Regions from separate parts of the Homo sapiens genome. Here region 1 is linked to region 2. A link is an interaction called in ENCODE POLR2A ChIA-PET data of the cell type or tissue named here. Cell type or tissue: GM12878. All regions are shown on one strand. Each heading gives the region's core, and the rest is flanking DNA. Links, peaks and the distances in the headings are about the cores only.

Evidence for each region. Peaks named below come from ENCODE experiments on the same cell type or tissue, not always from the same donor. Only the 100,000 strongest peaks of a DNase experiment are listed, where the experiment ranks them.
Region 1: POLR2A ChIA-PET joins it to region 2 with 5 read pairs; 2 of 35 experiments call an interaction of 5 or more read pairs at or near these places.

Annotation. Positions count from the first base shown.
Region 1 is chr18:68,796,058-68,801,445 of GRCh38, reverse strand. It overlaps CCDC102B (coiled-coil domain containing 102B), which reads right to left and starts at 3,366. Exons shown (of 8, transcript NM_024781.3): 1 at 3,265-3,366. In GM12878, for the core only: no CTCF peak of the experiment used is centred there; no DNase peak of the experiment used is centred there.
Region 2 is chr18:69,954,695-69,960,082 of GRCh38, reverse strand. It overlaps a transcript of CD226 not described here. Among named protein-coding and RNA genes, the nearest start is that of CD226, 9.5 kb to the right of the region's middle. In GM12878, for the core only: no CTCF peak of the experiment used is centred there; no DNase peak of the experiment used is centred there; H3K4me3 peaks cover 507 bases; H3K27ac peaks cover 4,154 bases.

The DNA.
Region 1 (5,388 bases), core at 182-5,181, 1.2 Mb after region 2:
TATAAATCAACTTGGATAATATTTAAGTATATAATAATGTTAACAGTCCTTTGCAAAGCTATGACTACAATTAAATGGCCTTGAGCACAACCTCCAATACAATATCTAGTTTTCCATTTTACAATCAAGGTCTCAAGCTCACAATCTCCATTGAGCATCTACAATTAGTCAGGGCACTGAGGATGGAGCACTAGTTATACAAAATGTCTTCTATAGAATATATTCTTAGAATGCAACCTAAACCTGTACAAAAATAAAATCTCAAGGTCAGTGACCAAATCTTTGCATTTCAACTATCCTCATCTGTTTTCGTGTACGGCAAAAAGATACTCCTTCAGTAAAGCCTACTTAATGATAGTATGATTCTAAACTAGTAGGCAGTATGTTCATAAAATGATAGCATAGTTACCATCATGTATACATTGAACAAAAAAACCTCGTTGTTATGAAATAAGCTATAATTTTTATTTCATTGAAAAAAAAGAAGAAGAAAATGAATGTTATCCCAGATACTAGTTCTACTTTGAGAAGAAGTAATGTCTTTAAGGTTTGGATATATGAAGGAAAACATGTTAATAAATAAGTTCTATTCTTTTTTACTGTGAATGTACTGTATTTCACACTATCTATTACAATGTGAATTTTATTTATGCTTTTCACCTATTGAAATGAAACTTATACAATGCCTTTATTTGATAATAACTTGGTCATTCCATAGTTTTAAGAGTATTTGGTCGCTGAGTGTTCGTTGATACCATGTATCAAAAAGAAACAGAGGAAAGTCAGTACATCCCCAGTGTTATTCCTGGCCACCTCACACATCTCATTTGTGAATAGGTAATATTCAGTGCAAATCAGTGATGACATTTTCTTTGAGAATGCAAAAGATACCTTCTCTAAGTAGATTTAAGAAAATGTAAGAGAGAGAAAAGCATAAGTGTTGAATCTGAGGGCCGCTAATTTAAATGTAAAAATTACCCCTTATTTGCAGCGTCAGTCTCTTCTCTCAATTCCCAAAGGAAAAGTGTGGCCCAACTGATAGAACAGTAATTCGTCTGGATTTATAGAATATCGGAATGGATCTTTGGGCTGTTGTCTCACGACCTCCTCCCTGCACCCTAAAATCCCAGTGTCCACTTCAAACCATTCTGCTCGACTTCTGCCAGATTCACATTCCTAGAATACCAGCACAACATCGTGGAAATAGCTCTGGAGCCAGAAAGACATTATTTGAAATTCTGGTTCCCTCACTTTCTTTATCTGTGGCTTTAAGCAAATCATTGAACGTTTCTGAACAGCAGGTTCCTTCAAGTGCAAAATGAAAATAATGTGTAAAATAATGTTCATTTTCTTGCAAAGCTATCAAAATTGTGGATATGTATGTAAATCACCTTGCAAGCAGAAAATGCTATTATGTGTTGGCAAAATGATGATGATGATGATTATGGTAAAGATGATGAAAAGAGGCACAGATACTCCACCTCTTTTCAGAAACTTGCAATTGTCCCCTTTGTATGATATGTAAAGGCCACATTTTTCTGTGTGCAATGTTAAGATGCTCTATCAATTTTTCCTGTTCTATGTATTGAGTACAACGTCTGATACTCACAAAGGTATATTTTTTCTGCTCCAATCAGATAAATTACTCACCATTCTTTTATGCTCTATGCTAATTTGTGTTCAAAACCCTTTTTGCCAATTACTTCTTCAAAGTAGAGTATTCCTCTTGCTTTCAGCACCTATCCAAGTTCCACTAGTTTTTCAAGACTAAGTTCAAGAAGTTGAACTTTTCTTTAAAGCCTCTGGCATCTCTTTAGGACTCACATACCTGCTAAAAAGGGAATTTCTGAATATTTTGGCATTATGGCAGAATTCAATTGGTCTTGTAATATCAGCATAAGAGATATGACGACCTGAGAGCATTTCTTGTATTTTAAGAATTACAGCCATTGTTTTGTAACTGTAATAATTAGATGAAACATTCATAAATTACCTTGAAGCCAAACCCATAGTGAGGCCCAGAAACAATGTCCCAGTGATCAAGCAATTATTGAATCCAATGATAACATATGAAGGATGCAAAAGAGAGACAATGAAATTATCTATGATTTCATAAGAACATAGGATATTTTGGAAAATAAAGCAATTCACATAAAGCATTTTTCTGAATATATTCAAATAGGTCACACAAACCTACACAGATATTGTATCGCTAACTTATAAATCTTCTTTCTAATTTATTGCTTTCATTAAAATATGAAATAGAATTCAAGAATATTTACTGGATATATAAAAATATTTATTGGCAATAACATATTTTACTAACAAGAGAATATTTACTCAAAAGTTGTAATAACACCATTTCCCATGAAAATTATTAGCAAAAACACATTCACATTATTTTAGAAAACAGAAAAACTGGTATTGATGTAAATAAGAATATCAATAAATATTTTATATATTTTGGTCCTATGTTACTGACATATTTCTAATTATATTTTTTGACGAATCTTTCTTATATTTATATTTAATAAATGTACTCACTTGACATTCAATTGATAATTTATCTTTGCAGAAAACGTAAGCAAATGCTTCCCAAAGGTTTCCAGAGATTTTTTTTCAGTTTTATAATTTACTTCTATATAGCTAAGCATTACTTTTTATTATGCACAGGATTTTATTATTTTATTCTGTATCCCTGTCTCCTCCACACTATACAGGTAGCATGTAAAGAAATCAATATTCATGCTAAGTTTGAAATATACTTTCCATTAACGAATACAAGAATTTAGCATGAAGACTCAACAATTGAAAAGAATTCAAGGTACATGAGGCATAGATAGGAGGATTTCCATAACAATTTTACTTTTTTACTGTAAGAATATAGATTACTTCAAACACAATGACTAATTCACATTCATTTGGAACAATGAAACAAAATTTTAATATCAACATATACTATTACTGTCTAAATGTAGAGTCGAAATTCTTACCTGAGTTTTGCTTAGTATACAGTTATTTTTTAAAGACAGGAAATGTATGACAAATTGTCAGGATAATAACACCCACAGTGGAAAAATGAAAGGGGAAAGGAAGGAATCACTTTAAAAAGAAACTCCAAATCCTTCTGCTTCCCAGCTCTACAGTAGTTTTGCTCTGCATCTTGTAAGCAACTGTCTTTGCTCTGAGAACAACACATGCTGTACCTCAGCAGGAAAATATAAAAATTAAATAGAAAACCACAAGGTTATTAAACACTCTTACCCTCTGGGCTTGCTGGGCTGCTCCAGTGTCTCAGTTGCAGCCACATGTGTAAACAACAGAATTTCCTGCATCCTTTTCTCATCCGTACAGTTCTGGAGTCCTAGCCAACAGGATTATTTCCAGCATTAAGGGCACTCCACACAAACTCAAAAAAGATTCCCATTGGTTGTGAAGTTTTATTGAAACCACTACCACAACCCCCTCTTTGGATCACCATTGAGCCAACCAAAATAAAACCATTTTTAATGTTCCCTAAGTATGGTTATCCAAAGCTTTCCATACAACCATTTGAAACCTGTACTGTGGATGAAAAAGAAAAAGACACCCACGCCTTGATCCACAAGTGTTCTTAATGTTTAATTACAACAGTATAACTTGTAATAATAATAGAAAAACTAAAATAGCAAAGCAAAAAAAAAAAAAAGCCCAGGAAGTACCTATCTGAAAAATATTTAAAAGGAAATTATACTGCACATTACAGGAACAATATAAAATATTCATCCAATCTGATTTGCATTAGATTGCACAAAAGCAAAAGAAATCATATTTAATAAAAGATTTGAGTATACAAATCATGAAACAATAACTGCATGTCAAAACCCTTGATTGTGGTCACATTGGCAGGAATTGTGAGCTGTAGTCCCCGGGGTGCCCAGTGAAAGCTCTCTGGCCCCTTTCCCTGGGGAAAAAGAATATGAAGTAGCTTTCCATTGACATGACTCAGCTGTCAGGAAGTGTTCTGATGGGGGTTGAGGGGGGAGGCGAGAGATCACATAAAAAAGAGCTTCTCTGGTTGAAACTAGCAGCAAAAAAATGTCCAAAGTAAAAAAGAAAAGTCAAAAGGTAACAGGATAGCCTTGCTCCTTTTAAGTAGCAAAAAAACAACATTTGAAATTTAGGCAATAAATGTCTTCAAATTATTTTATTTTTCACCCTTCCCTAATTTGTAGGCTTATTACGGTGTTATCATCTATCTCTACTTAACATTCTTTTCCCACTTACTTTCTGATGCAATGGAAAAGGTGGCCATCTTCCTGTATAAAGCCAATTGACCCATCGAGCTAAACTTAATCATGATTCTCTCTCCTCTATCTTTGAACGTTCCCTCCTGTCCGGATTTTCCCCACGTGATGTTAAATACCATACATTCTCTAGTCAATTTCATGTATGCCAATGAACTTTACTTTTAATTCAGTCATTTTCACTTTCAGGTACCATTCTTTCTGTCATGGCCAAATGATTGAAAGTTCTCCAGCCAAGAATTTTATTTAGTCTTGCATCCACCTGATTTTAATTCATCAAAGTGACAATACACACACACACACACACACACACACATGCATGTACATAAATATTCTATTTATTTTTAATTTTTCTAACTCACCTCAATCCTTCTAGTTGACATCTACACAGCCTTTCATACTGTTCACAACCCTGCCCACATGAAGACATCTCTTGTCTTGGCATAACACTCTCCTGGTTTTCCTCTTGACCTCTTTTGCTGGCCCTTCTCACCCTCTTTGATGATGCCTCATCCTCCATCCATCCTTTGGTGTGCATCACATATGTTCTTAGATAAATCTACATATAAATGGTATATTCTCTCTCTGGATAAAGCCACCCATCCTCATAGTTTAAATTACCATCTTTCTTTTTAGATGACTCCCAAATATCTACTTTTAGACCCAATGACTGTCTGAATTTTCAATACTCATATTTGTCAGCCCACTATACCCCTCAACTAGAAAATTACACAGATATGGCATCAGCTTATCTAAACTGAAATCATCATCTCTCCATGGACCTGCTGTGTTATCTATGTAAATGTCAACCCAGTTTTACAGTTTCCCAAAGAAAAATTCTGGAAGTCATCCTTGACTCCTTCTATTCTATATCAAATCCAGCACTAGTTCCTTTTGATTATACTTCAATAATTTGCCCAGTCTTCTTTTCTCACTGCCACTACTCTGGTTCAGACAACCATCATGATCTTTCTAGATCACTGCAGTGTCTCTCTGTCTCTTAAATTGTCTTTCTTCTCCCAGCTTTCTTCTGCTCCATCTTTAAAAAGATACAGTAGTCTATTTCCGGTACTTATGCACTTGAAGTCCATGAAGGTTTTTT
Region 2 (5,388 bases), core at 256-5,255:
TTTTTAGTAGAGACGGGGTTTCACCATATTGGCTAGGCTGGTCTCGAACTTCATGTGATCCGCCTGCCTTGGCCTCCCAAAGTGCTGGGATTACAGGTGTGAACCACCGTGCCCAGCCATTGCCTGCATTTTCTATGCACTGCTGGTTACTTCTAGAGGCTTGGCTGCATTCAGGCTCAGCTACTCGGGGAAGAGGACTTCCTAGGTGGCGCTGCTTTCTTCCTGCTGCATCGTGTTGGGAGTCCCTCTCATGCCTGGCTGTGCCATATTTAGCAAGATTACGGCTGATCTGAGGGCTCAGGTATCGTCAGTCAGCAGCACGTTTCATCATAGGGTTCCCCATTAACCTTCCACCTCATGGTTTTAGCATCTATTAACAATTGTCTCCATCTATTATTTTAATAGGGGTTGCAAAATGGTGACTTAAAAAATAACTATGATTGTTTTTTCCACTTAGTAGCTGAATTTTCCTATAAAGAGAAACTCGGGTCACCTTGAATTATAATTTGTACAGGAAAGGCAGAGCAAATGCTTGATTCTTTCTTTCCTTACCCTTTGTTAGAACAGCAAGTTAGTGCCTTGGTGACCTTAGAAAAAAAGAGGAAGGAGGTAGCTGATGCGATGCTGCAACTAGGGATGTGATGACTTTTGCTGTTTCCTGCTTCTGTCAGCAACTGGTAAGGTTGAAGAGTGTCTTTGCTTTAAGTTGTTCAAAAAGCCTTTTGCAAGGGTCATGAAAAAATGTTGGAGAGAGGGCTCTTGTTGATCTCTGAGTGGTAATCTTCATTCTATCTCACTGCTTTCCCTCTTTACGTCCATTTGTTCTGCTGGTTAGAACATTTAGGACATCTGTTCTCTGGAGGGATAGGGCAATTTAATTTGTCTCAGGTTATTTTTATTGTTTGTTTTGTAATTTATTATCGATCATGTGATATTTCAACATTTCCCCTGTTTGCTGAGTAAAATTCTGTAGTTACCATGTTGGGGGAACAATGTTGCATCCTTGGGGCCAAGATACTGGGATGCCTGTGTTTCTTTGGAAATGATTCAAAGCTAAGTCTTGGGTTCTTTGTATTTATTACCATATTTCGAGAGCCTCCAAGAGGAAGCTAAATAAACCAGAGAGGATAAACCTCTACAGAGAAACAACAAAAGGTATCTCCATTGTGCCTCCCTTAAAAATAGCAATAGCTAAATAATAAAAATAAAAAACAAAATAGCAATAGCTTTATTATGGGTGATAAGGAGAAGGATGTGTGTGTGTGTGTGTGTGTGTGTGTGTGTGTGTGTGTGTTTGCCTGTGAACACTGAATTAGGGAGTGACCATGAAAAACTAATTTGGGAAAACCCCCCAGCCTGTATCAATCTGCATTTTGTGAGTCAGGGAGTAAGCAAAAGATACTTTCAAGCTAGGTCCCTGTAGGTATGAGCAGCAGCTACTGTCACGATAGATAGGATTTGCATTCACCCTATTGTGAACCACGTGGGTAGACGGTGACTGTTTCAGCCGATGTGTGAGGTTCACTTCAGGGCCCACTGAATAATTTTGAGGAAGAGTTTTGACTCAAAAGAAAACTTGTCTTTGGGTGTGTCCTGCAAAAATCAGTGGGTGTTTTGGGTCAAGACTGTTTTTGTCTTTTTCCTTGAGAAAATCGAAAATTGAGGCAAAAAAGCAGCCCCAACGATGGCAGATTGGAAACAAGATGGAATTGGGATTGTGATCACAATATGGAAACCTTACAGATGGAAGTCATTGCATGGCTTCGTCCTATTCTACAAGTGCTGACTGAGCACCTGGCATGGTCAAGGGCCCTGTGCAAGGATCTGATAGAGCAGGGATAAGAGACTTTACCTGGGCCTGGAAGTGCCTGTCAGGCTCTAGTAAAAAATGCAGCGAGTGAATAGGCATAATAGGATGTGGCAAGTATTTCAGTGAGGACATATTTGGGGTTCTCAGGAAACTCACAGGACAGATGTGGGCCCCAGGGAGAGTATAAGATACATTGGAGCTGAGACCTGCTGGATGGGAGAGGGATAAGAGGTGAGGAAACTCCACGTGCAAAGGCCCTGCCCCATTAGAGCATTGTCCTCAAATTACACAATGTAAGTTGGATGAGCAATAAAGGCTAGGAGTGAGCAGAAGACTTATAAGACATAACACTGGGAAAATGGCAGTCATCAATGACGCAGGCCTTGCAAGTCAGTAAGACATTTGGATATTCTCTTGGGGACAGTGAGGCATTGAAGGGAGTGACGAGAGTCAGGCAGGTGTTTGAGAAGGCTACTCTGGCTACCTCTGGCCCACAATAAGTCTTAGTAAACACTTGTGTCTTGAGAGGCAGTATTGCACTTTCTTCTCCCTTGCTTTCGTATATGCGGTGGTCCAGCAGAAGAGACCAGTCCTGTACCTGCGATGCATAATTAAATGTGCAGGGTAGGGCAGCCCCATGAGTGCCTTCTCACCTGTCAAACGTCCTTCCTTCCTAGTCTTTCTATGAATTTTACACACTAAAGCCTCAGCCACAATCCTTCATGGTGGTTTAACCAGCAGGGAACCTCCATAACCTAATAAATCAAAGGAATCAATAAAACTAACGTTGCCATGGCCTGGTGCAGCAAAAAACCTAGTGTTTCTAAGAGACAAAAGCTGCTAAACATGCAGGGTTCGTTCTCAGGAAACACCGACTTGTGTACTTTTTCTGTCGGAGAATGGGAGACAAAGAAAAAAAAAAGAGTATCTAGAAAGTAAGACCGAAACATACTTAGATATGGGCAGAGATAAGGAAGCCTCTTGACTTAAAAAGAGGGCTGAATCTAATGTGCTTTGATTGGCAGGAAAAAACACGAGGAAGAAAAGGCAAAGAAACAAACTGATTTCGGCGGGGAGTGTAGTTTCTATTTAGAGCTAGAACAAAGGAGAAGTGCGTCCTTTCAAATTATAGATTCTTTGGGGGAAAAGAGGGACAGAACTTTATCTGAGTTTGGAATGAGTCTGAGTAGCTGCAATAGTAAAGTTGCTTCCAGAAGCAGGTAAACTTGACTTCAAAAAACCCCGCTTCATGAAATATTAGTGATTCACTTCAGTTGCTATCTGAGGAAGTTCTGGTAGAGAGAAGAGCTCAAGAGCATGGGCAGAGTCAGCTCCTGAGTGGGCTGAACGCTCCCCTCAGCTCCTGCAGTGCTAATTAAGGGAGGGAGCAGCGGGGAGCTTGCAGTGACCAAGAGGGTGTTGAGGCTAGGAGGCCACGATAAACAGGATACGATAAAAGTCCTTAACCAAGACGCAGATGGGAAGAAGCGTTAGAGCGAGCAGCACTCACATCTCAAGGTTAGTAACCTTCTCAGAAAAAAGACTGGATGTGTCTGAGCTCAACTTTTTAAATGAATCGTGTGCGAAAGGGTGGGGGCTGCCAGTGAAACCATGGCAAGTTGATGCAGCAGGACAAGAGAGTTGCCGGAAAAAGCTGGAGTAAGTTAAGTGCTCGGTGTTCTGTGAACTGTTAGTTTAATGAGGGGTGCAGTTTGTAGTAAAAGGGTGCCAGTTAAGTACTTTTTCTCAGTCTGTCTCTAGAATTGTATTTATAATAGATCTGATCGTAAAGTTCTTGAGAATAAGAAAACTGAGCTAATTTTACCGGCATCTGGTCTGTCAAGCTTAAATCTTCCTTCTCTCCAGCAAGACTGAACAAGGATGAACTTAAATAATAAATGTCCATGATCCAAAGATTTATTATCCTACTCAAGGGTTGGGAAACTTTTTCTGTAAAGGGCCAGATAGTTAATATTTACAGCTTTGTGGGCCGTGTGGTGTCTGTCAGTTGTGACCTAACACCTCTTGGTTCCAGCATTGCAGCACAAAAACAGCGGTGGATGGTATGTAACCAAGTGAGCATGGCTGTCTCCAACCAAACTGTTTATGGAAATCAGTGGGCTGCGCCCAGCCCTCAGGCCATAGTTTCAGAACCCTGTCTTAGAGGATCCCTGCTGAACCCCAACTGGAGTCTTTGCGTTGACTGGAAGTGGGGTTCTACTGGTCACTCAGCAGTAGCCTCACTCCTGGGGACATGTGTATGACTTGCCAAGGTTCTAAGGGTATCGTGGTCTAGAGGAGACCATGTGGCCCACATTGGAAAGGTTCTCTTAATGAGATTATTTGAGGAAGGGAGCAGAAACCCAGACTATTGTGTTCCTGAGGAAATTTTTTTTTTTTTTTTTTTTTTGAGATGGAGTCTCGCTCCTTTGCCCAGGCTGGAGTGCAGTGGTGCGATGTCGGCTCACTGCAAGCTCTGCCTCCTGGGTTCACGCCATTCTCCTGCCTCAGCCTCCTGAGTAGCTGGGACTACAGGTGCCCGCTACCACACCCGGCTAATTTTTTGTATTTTTAGCAGAGACGTGGTTTCACCGTGTTAGCCACGATGGTCTCGATCTCCTGACCTCATGATCCGCCCGCCTCGGCCTTCACTTTGGGATTACAGGCGTGAGCCACCGCACCCGGCCTCCTGTGGAAATCTTACTGGAAGTATGAGCCTCTTAACAGCTGGGGCATCCCAGCAGAAGGCAGGCAAACCCTCGCATCTGAGAAGGAGTGGAGGGAGCAAACGACCTCTCACACTATAATCTTCCCAGCCCCAGTCACTTGTTCTGAGTTTAGCTAGATTTTCTGTTCACAGTCCTCTGCTTTCCAGCATGTGAATAGTTTTCCAAGCAAGTGTCGAAAGGTATCAGAGCAGATTCTCCATCACACACATCAGGTGTTTTTGCATAAACTGGGGAAGGTGGGGTCATTGAGTAGACACTAGGAGACTCCTCCCAATGCTCAGAAACCATAGAGACATCTGGGGAAGCAGGACATATTGTAGGTAGCAGAAACAATGAAACTGAGGTGACAGGGAAGGTTCTACCTGGGTGGACAGCCTACAGGAAGAAGAACAGTGTGGCTGAAGAGTGTTCCCCGTCCCCACCCACCCAGGCCACCTAGGAGTCTGCATTCAGAGGCAAGCTTGTGAGATGAATTCATGCTCATGTGGTTAGCTGAGACATTTTTAATAGTAGAGAAATCCAGTAATATTTTGATTAATGACTTCCTTGAGGACAAAGCTCTTTTATACAGACAGCTCTATTAGAAAAAAAACCTCAAGCCAAAATCCCTTCATAAATCATGCAAAAAATGGCTGCTGACACAACAAAAATAGCTCAAGCGCTGTCTCTATTTGTCTTTGGTTAGATGTTGATAAATAGGGCTCATCTCTAGCAAAGTCGTAACAGCTGGACTTTGTCTTCAGCTGCAAGTCTTTCTGCCCCTTTCATTCGAATCTGTGACCTCTAGGACCCTCAATTCCAGGGTGCAAATACACAAGTTCTCTTCATCTCTTGACTAGTTGGCTCTGG